Regions from separate parts of the Mus musculus genome. Here regions 1, 2 and 3 are each linked to region 4. Evidence: chromatin loops called from intact Hi-C (ENCODE). Cell type or tissue: heart. All regions are shown on one strand. Region 1 has its middle 34 kb from the start of Gm36894. Region 2 has its middle 21 kb from the start of B020018J22Rik. Region 3 has its middle 18 kb from the start of Gm36894. Region 4 overlaps Gm29890 (a long non-coding RNA gene).

Region 1 (2,500 bases), 150 kb after region 4:
AAGTAAACAAATACAAGTCAATAAAATAAGGTTGGGAAGACGGCTCTGAGGTTGAAAACACTGGCTTCTCAGGACCCAGGTTCAATTCCCAGGACCCTCACAACCTCTGTAACTCTGGCCCTAGGGGAACTGATATCTTTTCCGTGGGCACCACAAGCATGTGGTGTAGACAACAGACATGCATTCAGGCAAAACACTCATACACGTGAAAGTAAGTTTAAAAACCTAAAATACAATAAAACAAGTAAATAAAATTTAAAAGGACAATTCGGAAACAAACACACTAAAGGACTAAATTGCTGTTTTGTTTTTTTTTTTTCTAAAACTGAGGACCGACTCTGGGCCTCACACACACAGAACCAGTGAGCATTTTCCCTGGCCACCTTTTGCTGGCTTCATGTCCGTGTGTCATGCGTGTGCCTGGTGTCAGGCCTTGGAGGGCACTGGGTCACCTCGAACTGGCATTACAGATGACTCTGAGCTGCCAGGTGAATTCTGGACTTCCCACCGGGTCCTCTGGAAGGGCAGCCAGTGTTCCTAACCTCTGAGCCATCTCTCCAGCCTCAGCTATTCACTCGTTAAATTCTGAGCCCGGGTCTCAAATCCAGGGAGGATTTGAATGTTAGATCCCATGCCTCTGTCGTCAGAGTGATTGGGATCACAGGCCTGCATCTCACCCCATCTAAAAGCTGGGGAGGGTGCATTTAAGAGTCTTGGTAAGGAAGGCCCCTGTGGAGGACTGTTGGGCTGCCCAGGGCAGAGCCACGCCCTGGAGAGAAGGCTCAGGGAGGCTCGGACCTTCTAGTCCTCCCAGAAGTCTCTGTATGCGACAACAAGGATACTCCTCGCTCAGCCCCCGTGCCCGGTACCCCTGGGTTCTGCAGAAGGGAAAACCCTCTGCCCTGCCTTTTCCTGAAGGACTGACAGACCCTGGGGCTGGACCTCGATGCCTCCATTTGTAACTTAAGAACGTCTAAGGCCACCCATCTGGGACTGTGAGTGTGTCCTACCACTGAGTAGCTCTCAGCTTCCTACCAAGACCCCACCATACCCCATCCTGCCTCCACCCTGCAGGAAAGCCAGCCTCTTGGCAGCTCTGGGAATTCCTTCCCAGCTCCTCCCAGCCTCCAGGGCTTCCTGTGTGGAAACAGCCTGAATCCTGCCTTGCTAAACACAATATCAGGAGGGAGAGGGCGCCCTGTGAGCTTCCTGTTTGCAGGCAGCAGATCCCAGGGCCTGGCCCCAGTGCTCCTGGCCCAGGAATGGAGCAGCCAATCCAGAGGGGTGGAAGGAAGAGTGTCTTCACCCCAGTTCAGGAATGTAGGGGTTCTCCTGGAAGGATATGGCTATGACACAGGGCCTTGCAGTTCCCCGGGGGACTGTGAGGTAGACCTCCTAAAGCTGAGGCCACTTCCAGAGAGCTCAAAGCATTGTGAGTCCACGGCGTCTCCTTCTGACTCAACTTAGTTCTTGGAGAAGGGATCTCTCTCTCTCTCTCTCTCTCTCTCTCTCTCTCTCTCTCTCTCTCTCTCTCTCTCTCACACACACACACACACACACACACACACACACACACACACGAGAGAAAGACAGACAGACAGACAGAGACAGACAGAGACAGAGAGGAGACAAAGAGAGTCACACTTCTGGAGGCAGTAGGTCTGGCTCTGTATAGGGATTAACCCCCACAGCACCCCTCCCCATTGGGGGCTTGAAGGGGTGCAGCCACACAGCTCAGCCATTGCTCTGCCTGCTTTGACTGTCTGGCTCTTGCCTCTTCTGAGTTCTCTACTGTGTCCTGGAAGCTCCTTGCCCCTCCTACCCATTGGGCTTTCTGTGCCCAGGGCTGGCGTGGTTAGGGCAAGCAGAACAGGTCCCAACTCGCAGGCTGAGTCAAGCGGGCACCTTGCCTTAGGGAAGCACGTGGCCAGGAGCCAGGCCAGCTTCTGAGCCTGAGAGCTGACGCCTATGCTGCTACAAGCCTGCCCCCTAAACGGCCCAGGCCCATGCCCCAGCCTCTCCAGCTTCAGGTCCCTGCTGGCTGGTATCCCTTAAAGCTGGTCTGCAGTCAGGCTTCATTGAGCTGCACGATCTGGGAAACATTCCCTCAGGATCTCAATCTACCATCCTCTGTGCAGGAATGGGGTCAGGAGCTTGGGTGGCCCCATCCCCTCTGCTTCAGTTTTCCATCCCTAAGGAGGATGCAGACATATCCATTACAGGAGGCACAGGGCAGACTGCCATGGGCCCAGCTTCCACTACAGAGCTGGGTTCTGGGTGAATGCTGTGTTCCCATCCATAAAATGGGCGTAGAGGGACTCACATTGCTCCCCACGAGATTCCCAGCCCTTAATGACAGGGCTGAGAGCTTTGATGTCCCAGATGAAAGGCCATGCAAGGCTCCCAGGAAGGCCTCAGGACAGTGGGTTTCTAGTCTGGAAAAGCAAGTGCCATGTTCCTCAAGTCTGAACTGTGAGCAGCGGGCTTTACCCAGGAGGCT
Region 2 (2,500 bases), 120 kb before region 4:
GATGCTGGGTCCAGTCTCTCTCTGATTTTTGGTTTAGCAGAGAGGATGCTTAGCCAGGAGTGGTCAGGAGCCAGCTCTAGGGGCATCCAGGTGGGAGGCCTGCCTGAGCCTTCCCCTACCTAAAGGGGTTTCATGGGTGTGGAACAGGAGGGCAGGGACTTAGGTCTAAGACTCAGGTACTGCCAGAAAGTCAGCCAACCAGATGCCGGTAGACACATTCAGACACCTACAGACACATAGACACAGACATACAGAAATACAGAGATAGAAAGACATAAAAGCACATATATATACATACACGCACGTAGTTGTTCCCCTCCACATGAATGTACACATAGACACAAAGATATAAAGTCACATGTAGACACATGGCCACAGATAGTCATAGACCCAAGGACACATACACAAAGACATAAAGGCATGTACACAAACACACACACAGACACACACAGATTGCCACCCACATGAATACACAGATACAAAGACATAAACACACACACACACACACACACACACACACACACACACACAGACATAGATGCAAGGAATTATAGACCCATACAAAGACAGCCACAGACACTCGCAGGATGATAAGGTCAGACACACTCTCACACCTCCTTTCCCATTCAAGCTAGGCCTGTCTTCTTCTTCTTCTTCTTCTTCTTCTTCTTCTTCTTCTTCTTCTTCTTCTTCTTCTTCTTCTTCTTCTTCTTCTTCTTCTTCTTCTTCTTCTTCTTCTTCTTCTTCTCCTCCTCCTCCTCCTCCTCCTCCTCCTCCTCCTCCTCCTCCTCCTCCTCCTCCTTCTTTTTGTTTTTGTTTTTTTTTTCTTCTTCGAGACAAGGTTTCTCTGTATAGCCCTGGCTGTCCTAGAACTCACTTTGTAGACCAGGCTGGCCTCGAACTCAGAAATCCGCCTGCCTCTGCCTCCCGATTGCTGGGATTAAAGGCGGGTGCTACCACGCCCCGCTGGGCCTATCTTCTTATGCCAGGAGCAACTCAGAAGCAGGTGAGCAGCCATTGGCTTGGTGTGGGGCACTGTGGAGAGAGGAAGCTACACTTTAAACATGTTTCTCACTTGGTGGCAGCCTCCTGCTACTGTCTTTTGGATTCTGGTTCCATGTCTCCTGTCCATCTTACTCAGAACATTAGGCCTCTGCCCACCTCAGTTGTCCACTGGATTGGGGTGGGAGCTGTGTAGCTGGGCCCTGACTTCCTGGAGGAAGGCGGTGAAGGCGTGTCCCAAATCCCGTGGCAGCAGAGCCTTCCTCTAGGAAGGACACCCTGGAGTGAAGGGGCTGGAGAGACCAGGAAAGGCTAGTGAGTCTGAAGGAGATCAGGAGAGGAGGCGGAATCAACAGGAAAGCATCAGGCTCCAGGCCAGACATGCTTTGGGTCTCCTGTGAGGAAATTGGGCTGCTCCCCTTTCAAGCTGTAAACTCCTTCCTCCTCCCTCAGCTGTCCCAGCACACTCTGGGGTCTGAGGTCAGAGAGCGAGAGGAAGGTTCACTCCAGCTCCAATCTGGGTTCTGTGGACTCCTTGGCAATGTGCAACAGTGGAAACCTCAGATTGGACCAGGAGCCAGTGACCAGAAAGGTGTGACTCCCAGAGAGTTACAGAATCTTGAGAGGCAACGGGTGGTTTCTCAGGAGTGACGTCTTGGGCTTACAAGATGTCCTAGACTGGTGGGGCTGGGTGGATGTTTGTTCTTCGCCATGTCTGCTGGTACATTGTAGAAGCAGCGTTCATCTCTGAGTGCCTCCATGTAGACATCTATCTAAACAGAAAGGCAGGAGTTGGGGGATAAGCTAATTGCCCTTAAACATGTGTGTGACAGCTCTGGCTGCTGGCACCAAAATCTGCCAAGGGGCAGACACCAGCCCCTCACGGGATGATGTAGAGAGGAGGCTGTCAGGCTGGAGGCCCTAGAAGAATGAGCAGACTCTGGCTGGATTCAGGCCTTGTGTGAACATTCCTGCATACTCTCGGCCCTAAGCCCACAGAGTCCTCTCTGCCTGCCGCTGTCCCTGAGTTGCTGCACACACTGAAAGCAGAGAATAGCCACTATTGGAGAGTGTAAAATTTCCCTGCTCGTTCAAGCCAATCTTTGTATTAAAAAATCAAGACCTGACAGAATCAAACCAAATGTAATTTTATGTAACTTATGACCAAGGGGAACATTTACATGTGAGCTGTTAATTTGCTATGACATTTCTCATACTGTTTTGCTCTTGCTCTCTCTCTGTGTATGTATGTATGTGTGTGTGTGTGTGCATGTGTGTGTGTCTGTAAGTTATTGGATCTTGCGTAATTTCTCATTGTCAAGCTTTTTTGTTCCATTAAGGACTTTTAAAATTTTATCTGATATTAATTAGAACAGAGTTATCAACTCTTTTTCTACTGTTTCAATTTGTCTAATGTGATGATTCCTTTTGATTATCAGTGACTGGACTAAAATACTTCTGAGGGGGTGGAGAGATGGCACAGTGGTTAGGAGGGCCT
Region 3 (2,500 bases), 130 kb after region 4:
ACTCAGCACTAGAAAGCACAAACTTTTGTTTCTAAATCAAGCATTCAGGGCAATCTCTCACCGTTAGTTTTTTTTTACAGCCTTTTGCTTTTGGTTTTTTTCTCCTGTCTCTAAGCTGCTCAACTTATAGTAAGAAATCCAGAGAAAGTCTGCCCCGAGTTCAGTGGGTTGTATTGCTTCACAGCCCAGAATGCCCTGGGTTCACAGGCTGCTGACATCAGCAGATGACCGCTGAAGGTCCTGCATGGAGTGCTTGTCTCCAGCACATCAGGGTGCCACTGTGTATTTCATGGGCCACAGGCAAGAGGCAACAGGCACATGTTACCTCAGCCCGACTCATGAGGTCACAGACACCTCTAAGCCAACAGTGAGGCTTGAAGGATCATAACAGTGGACGCCACATGAACATGTGGTTAAGAGTTCAGTGCCAGACGGTGGTGACGCACACCTTTAATCCCAGCACTTGGGAGGCAGAGGCAGGTGGATTTCTGAGTTCGAGGCTAACCTGGTCTACAGAGTGAGTTCCAGGACAGCCAGGGCTACACAGAGAAACCCTGTCTCAAAAAATGAAAACAAAAAAAAGAGTAAGGACAGTAAGGAGGTCCGTGTACCCCATTGCACCCCCAAAATGGACTCTTTCACATTGCTCCATACACTTAGTGTCCTGGTACCCAGTGGGGAGCAGCCTGCCCCTGGTCTAGCCCCAGGCCTAGTTGGGATAGGGTACAGCTCCCCCCAGGCTGAAACCAGAATTAACAGAGGAGTTCTGGCTCCAGAGAGCATTTCCGAGACAGGGTGCCAGAGCTGCTTAGGGCTGCCTGGTCCACAGGGCTTGAGAGCCGCAGAAACCAGGGTCAGCAGTGGGATAGCAGCTTCCTGCCCAGCACGTGGTCCTTGGTTTGCTCCTCAGTAGCCTCAAGGCAGGACCAGCTCAGTGTGCATATAATTAACATTTCACAACCATCTCAACCTTGGTGCCTTATAGCATGCATTGCTGTACACACATGTGCACACAATGTGCATCCTCCCTGGGACATCCCACCCCTAAGTACCGCAGAGGGCTGAGAAGCCCAGAGTAGAGAGGACTCTCTGCCACCAAGCCTGCAGAGGGCCCCTGACACCAAATCAACACCCTGTCCTATGGGAGGGAGGAAGTGAGCTCAGACTGCTGTCCATATGCTTGTTGGCAGTCTCTGAAAGGCCACGCTTAGAGCCAACAGCCACACCCATGTGGCCTTCCATACTTCCAGACCCTGGATCTGAATTTAAGTTCAGGGTTCCTGGTGTCCATGAATTTCTGAGCAGAATGGAGAGGCTAGAATGGGCCGCACCCTCTGCTTCCCCCGAGACGCAGTTTCCCCAATGTTTCCCTGCACTGTGCATTCAGTCATCTGCTCAGGGCTGCTTCACCCTGCAGTGACAGCCATATGCAGGCACCCCTCCCTGCGGGGTCCTGCCTCAACCTTCCTTCCAGGCCTGCAAGTGTTATCCTCTGCCCTGCCTGCAAGTGTTATCCTCTGCCCTGCCTGCAAGTGTTATCCTCTGCCCTGCCTGCAAGTGTTATCCTCTGCCCTGCACTGCAGAAGACCAAGGGCTGAATCCTAGGCAGAGTCTCAGACCCCAGTGCTACTCTCTCTGAGAACTTAAGCAGGAGGCCAGCAGATGAGCTATGGGTGGGTCCTCAGCACCTCATGCCTCCACTCAGGACTTTTGGCTGTCTCAGAGAGGTCCAGGGAAGGTCCCCAGGAAAGGCCACACAGCCCCACCCCAGCCAGTGCCAGCGGAGCCTTGCCAAGATAGGCTCATTACGGAAGCAATTAGCTCTAACAGCTTTTAGCTGGAGCTTGGTGGCTCCAAGAGAAATTAACCCTAATTACCCACAATCACAGACCCAGCACTGCTTAGCCTGCCCCTGGGTCACCAAAGAGAAGTTTCAGAGTGGCCAGGTATCCTGGGGATTGTCACAAGAGCCTGCGCTTGCCCAGAGGAGAGCACCAGGCTCTCCCTCTCTCATAGTCCTGAGAGTTGGGAGTCTTTCCAAGTGCATGGAATGTTCCTTCAGAATATTTTCTTCAGAGGGGCCAGGAGGATGTGTTCCTCAAGAGCCCAGGCCAGTTGACCCTTACTGCTCTGTGTGCCTCTGTGACCTCTGTCACCTACATACAAATGTTAAAGCCTCTGAGCACGGCATCCCATCTGTCTCGGGGTTAATATTGCTGTGACAAAACACATAACCAAAGCAAGCTGGGGAGGAAAGAGTTTGCGCGGCTTACACTTGCATATCATAGCCCATCGCTAAAGGATGTCAGGACAGGAACTCAGGCAGAGCAAGAACCTGGAGGCAGAGCTGATGCAGGGGCATGGACGGGTGCTGCTTACTGGCTTGCTTCTCGTAGCTTGCTCAGCCTGTATTCTTACAAAACCCAGGGCCACCAGCCCGGGAATGGAACCACCCTGAATGTGCTGGAGTTCCCCAGGGATCACCAATTAAGAAAATATC
Region 4 (2,500 bases):
GAAGAGGGAGGGAGAATACCAATGATCATAATTTGTTAGCCAAGGACCCCACCTCTCCTTTAGTACGAGGCATGACAAACACCTGGAGAACACAGGAAATGTATTCAGGAGACCAAATGGAAATCAATCTCTCTTTTCACGAATCTGCAGCCCTTGGTAATTCTAAGAAGCCGTCCTGGCTGTGTTCATTGCTCATTCACAACGTGTTCAAAGGACTCCTTAAGGTTAGAATTTTCCTTTTAAGAAATTGCTCAGGGCAGCGAGCTCTCTTGAAGAGCTGCCGGCTGACACCTCTCATTAGCGGCCTCCGAAGGGCTGAGGGCCACTTGGGCTGAGAGCCAGGTCTCAGCTGATCTTTGTCCTGCACAAAGGATGGAATAAAGGGGAGCTGGTGCTGGAACAGAGCAAAGCCGGCAGGACGCAGATGGCCAGGGCCTGGTAGGAGAAGACGCCCCAGAGACACAGCTTCCATTGGGGCTGTCCACACACACAGGGAAACCGAGTCTGGGGCAGGCCAGGGTGCAGTCACCAAATCATGATCCTCCTCCCCCAAGGCCAGGGCCTCCCCTACCTCCCAGGTATGGGCTGGATTAGAAGTCTGTCCACCAAGCATTTGCGTGTTGGCCCTGCGGGTGCCCAGTGCCCGTCTTGTGATCAGGCTGATGCTGACCCCAAGAGGTTAGCCACGGATCAGAGCATCCAGCAATTTAAAGAGAAATGACAGAAACCAGGCTCAGCCCAGTCATCCGGGCTCACAGACAAATATACAAATATGCGCAAATGTGCTCCTGTGATCACATACACACAAGTGTGCACGTGTGTAGCATGCGTACTTACAACTGCCAGGGGCACACTTAGGTGCATATGTACGTCTATGCTCACACATGTGCTTACCCACACACATGTGTGTGCACCAGGGACGGAATAGGCCAGGCTAAAGCACAGAGCACGAAGGAGGTTTAGGGGATGATCCAGAGACTCAAGTCTATGGTCTGAGGTCAGCGGTCAGTGAGCTCCTTGTTGCTCCCAGTCTGTGCACAGATGCCTAGAGAGGGCTGTGCTTGGTTGCAGGCTCTGCGGCCCTGCTGCTGAGGGCTAGGCTTCAGGGAGGGGTGGGGGTGGGGTGAAGGGTGGGTTTCTCTTCACAGCTGCAGCACCCCCACCCCCACCCCCCCACCCCGCTGCCCTTGGCTCCTCCTGGTTCTTCTCCAGGACAGGCTTTTTCACCAATGAGAGAGGAGGGGCTGGGCCAAGCTGCCATGAAAGACCCTTGGTGTGGAGGGACAGGAGGCTCCCAGCTCAGCAAAGGAAATATTGAAATTAAATCCTTTCCCAGGGTTGAGGGAACTTCCGTCCTAATTAAATAGAGGGGACTCCTGGGCCTGCTGTCAGAGCTGGCCTGCTCTGGGAGGGAGGAAGCAGATGCTGTCCTTGGGAGGGGAGAGGGAAGGGGTGGCGGCGGGCGGCTGTCCCCCTTTGATGATGATTCCAGGCACACACGCTCATCACGTCTAATTAAGGCCGGGCCTGTGCCTCCTGTCCTGAGGCACAAATCCATATTCAAGGGCTGGGTGGGGACCACAGGCAGGCCTATGTGGGCAGCTGTGAAAAGGAACTCCCCCTCCCAACGCACACACGCAGATGCACGCGCACACACATACATACATACACGCACACACCACGTATGCCTCTCCTACACCTGGCCCACTAGCTTGGATGTCTAGCACTGTCCCCCTCAGCCCTCTCTTCTGAGGAAGGCCCTGATCCTAGGGTGAAGGAGCAGGAGAGCCCAGTGCAGAACCCTAAGGACAAAAGGAGGCAAGAGCGAGCCTTGGCACTAAGTCCAGAGAAAGGCAGGATAAGCTAGAGAAAGGGTGTCTCTGATCATTGTGTGGCTGTAGAAATGAAGCAGACTCCTGAGCCCCGACCTGGCCACGGTGTCCAGGATCCCAAAAGCAAGACCCATCCTGAAAGCAAGGTGGGGCAGAGGACAACTCTGAACTTCTGAAAGAAACCATTATCACCCGGGATCTGTGCCTCTCCAGTTAGGCAAACCTCCTATAACCCAGTGTTGTTTGTCAGATGTAGGTAAACTTTCGTTTTTGAGAGCCTGTGCATGACTCTGCTGTAATTTAAACTGCGCTGCCCTCTCCTTGGTTGGTGGCAGCTCAGGTCTCCACATGACTTCCAGCTGCATTGAGCTGTGTGGAAACAGTGGATGAGTGTTCTCACAGACACACCATCTGGGACTACCTCTCTTCTAGCCTTCCCCTTCCTTCCTTCCTTCTTCCTCCCTCTTCCTTCCCCTTTCTTCCTCCCTCCCTCCCTCTCTTTCCCCCTCCCTCCCTCCCTTTCTTCCTTTGGTAGCTAAAGGACCTTAAGCTCTGTTCTCATTTCCAGTCGAGAAGACCGCACGGTTTTCATGAACATGGTTGCGTGCCGTCCTGCTTGATGCACCCCTGTGCTGTCCTCAGAACCTGCCAGCGTTAGGCTTCTCTCC

Evidence for each region. Hi-C counts contacts between places; a loop is a spot of excess contacts. Peaks named below come from ENCODE experiments on the same cell type or tissue, not always from the same donor. Only the 100,000 strongest peaks of a DNase experiment are listed, where the experiment ranks them.
Region 1: a loop joins it to region 4, with 2.3 times the contacts of the local background. A loop is called at or near these places in 2 of 42 quality-filtered maps.
Region 2: it touches region 4 in a loop (4-fold over the local background); 5 of 42 quality-filtered maps call a loop at or near these places.
Region 3: it touches region 4 in a loop (1.9-fold over the local background); 2 of 42 quality-filtered maps call a loop at or near these places.

The regions. Positions count from the first base shown.
Region 1 is chr12:112,183,232-112,185,731 of GRCm38, reverse strand. No RefSeq gene overlaps it. Among named protein-coding and RNA genes, the nearest start is that of Gm36894, 34 kb to the left of the region's middle. In heart, a CTCF peak has its summit at 1,178; DNase peaks (open chromatin) are centred at 1,171 and 1,871; H3K27ac peaks cover 2,133 bases; H3K27me3 peaks cover 15 bases.
Region 2 is chr12:112,455,298-112,457,797 of GRCm38, reverse strand. No RefSeq gene overlaps it. Among named protein-coding and RNA genes, the nearest start is that of B020018J22Rik, 21 kb to the right of the region's middle. In heart, no CTCF peak of the experiment used is centred here; a DNase peak (open chromatin) is centred at 1,267.
Region 3 is chr12:112,198,871-112,201,370 of GRCm38, reverse strand. No RefSeq gene overlaps it. Among named protein-coding and RNA genes, the nearest start is that of Gm36894, 18 kb to the left of the region's middle. In heart, a CTCF peak has its summit at 1,091 (motif pointing right); DNase peaks (open chromatin) are centred at 1,148 and 1,792; H3K27me3 peaks cover 382 bases.
Region 4 is chr12:112,332,488-112,334,987 of GRCm38, reverse strand. It overlaps Gm29890 (a long non-coding RNA gene), which reads left to right. Exons shown (of 5, transcript XR_001780725.2): 3 at 2,401-2,500. Among named protein-coding and RNA genes, the nearest start is that of Gm29890, 6.5 kb to the left of the region's middle. In heart, no CTCF peak of the experiment used is centred here; a DNase peak (open chromatin) is centred at 1,467; H3K27ac peaks cover 1,248 bases; H3K27me3 peaks cover 589 bases.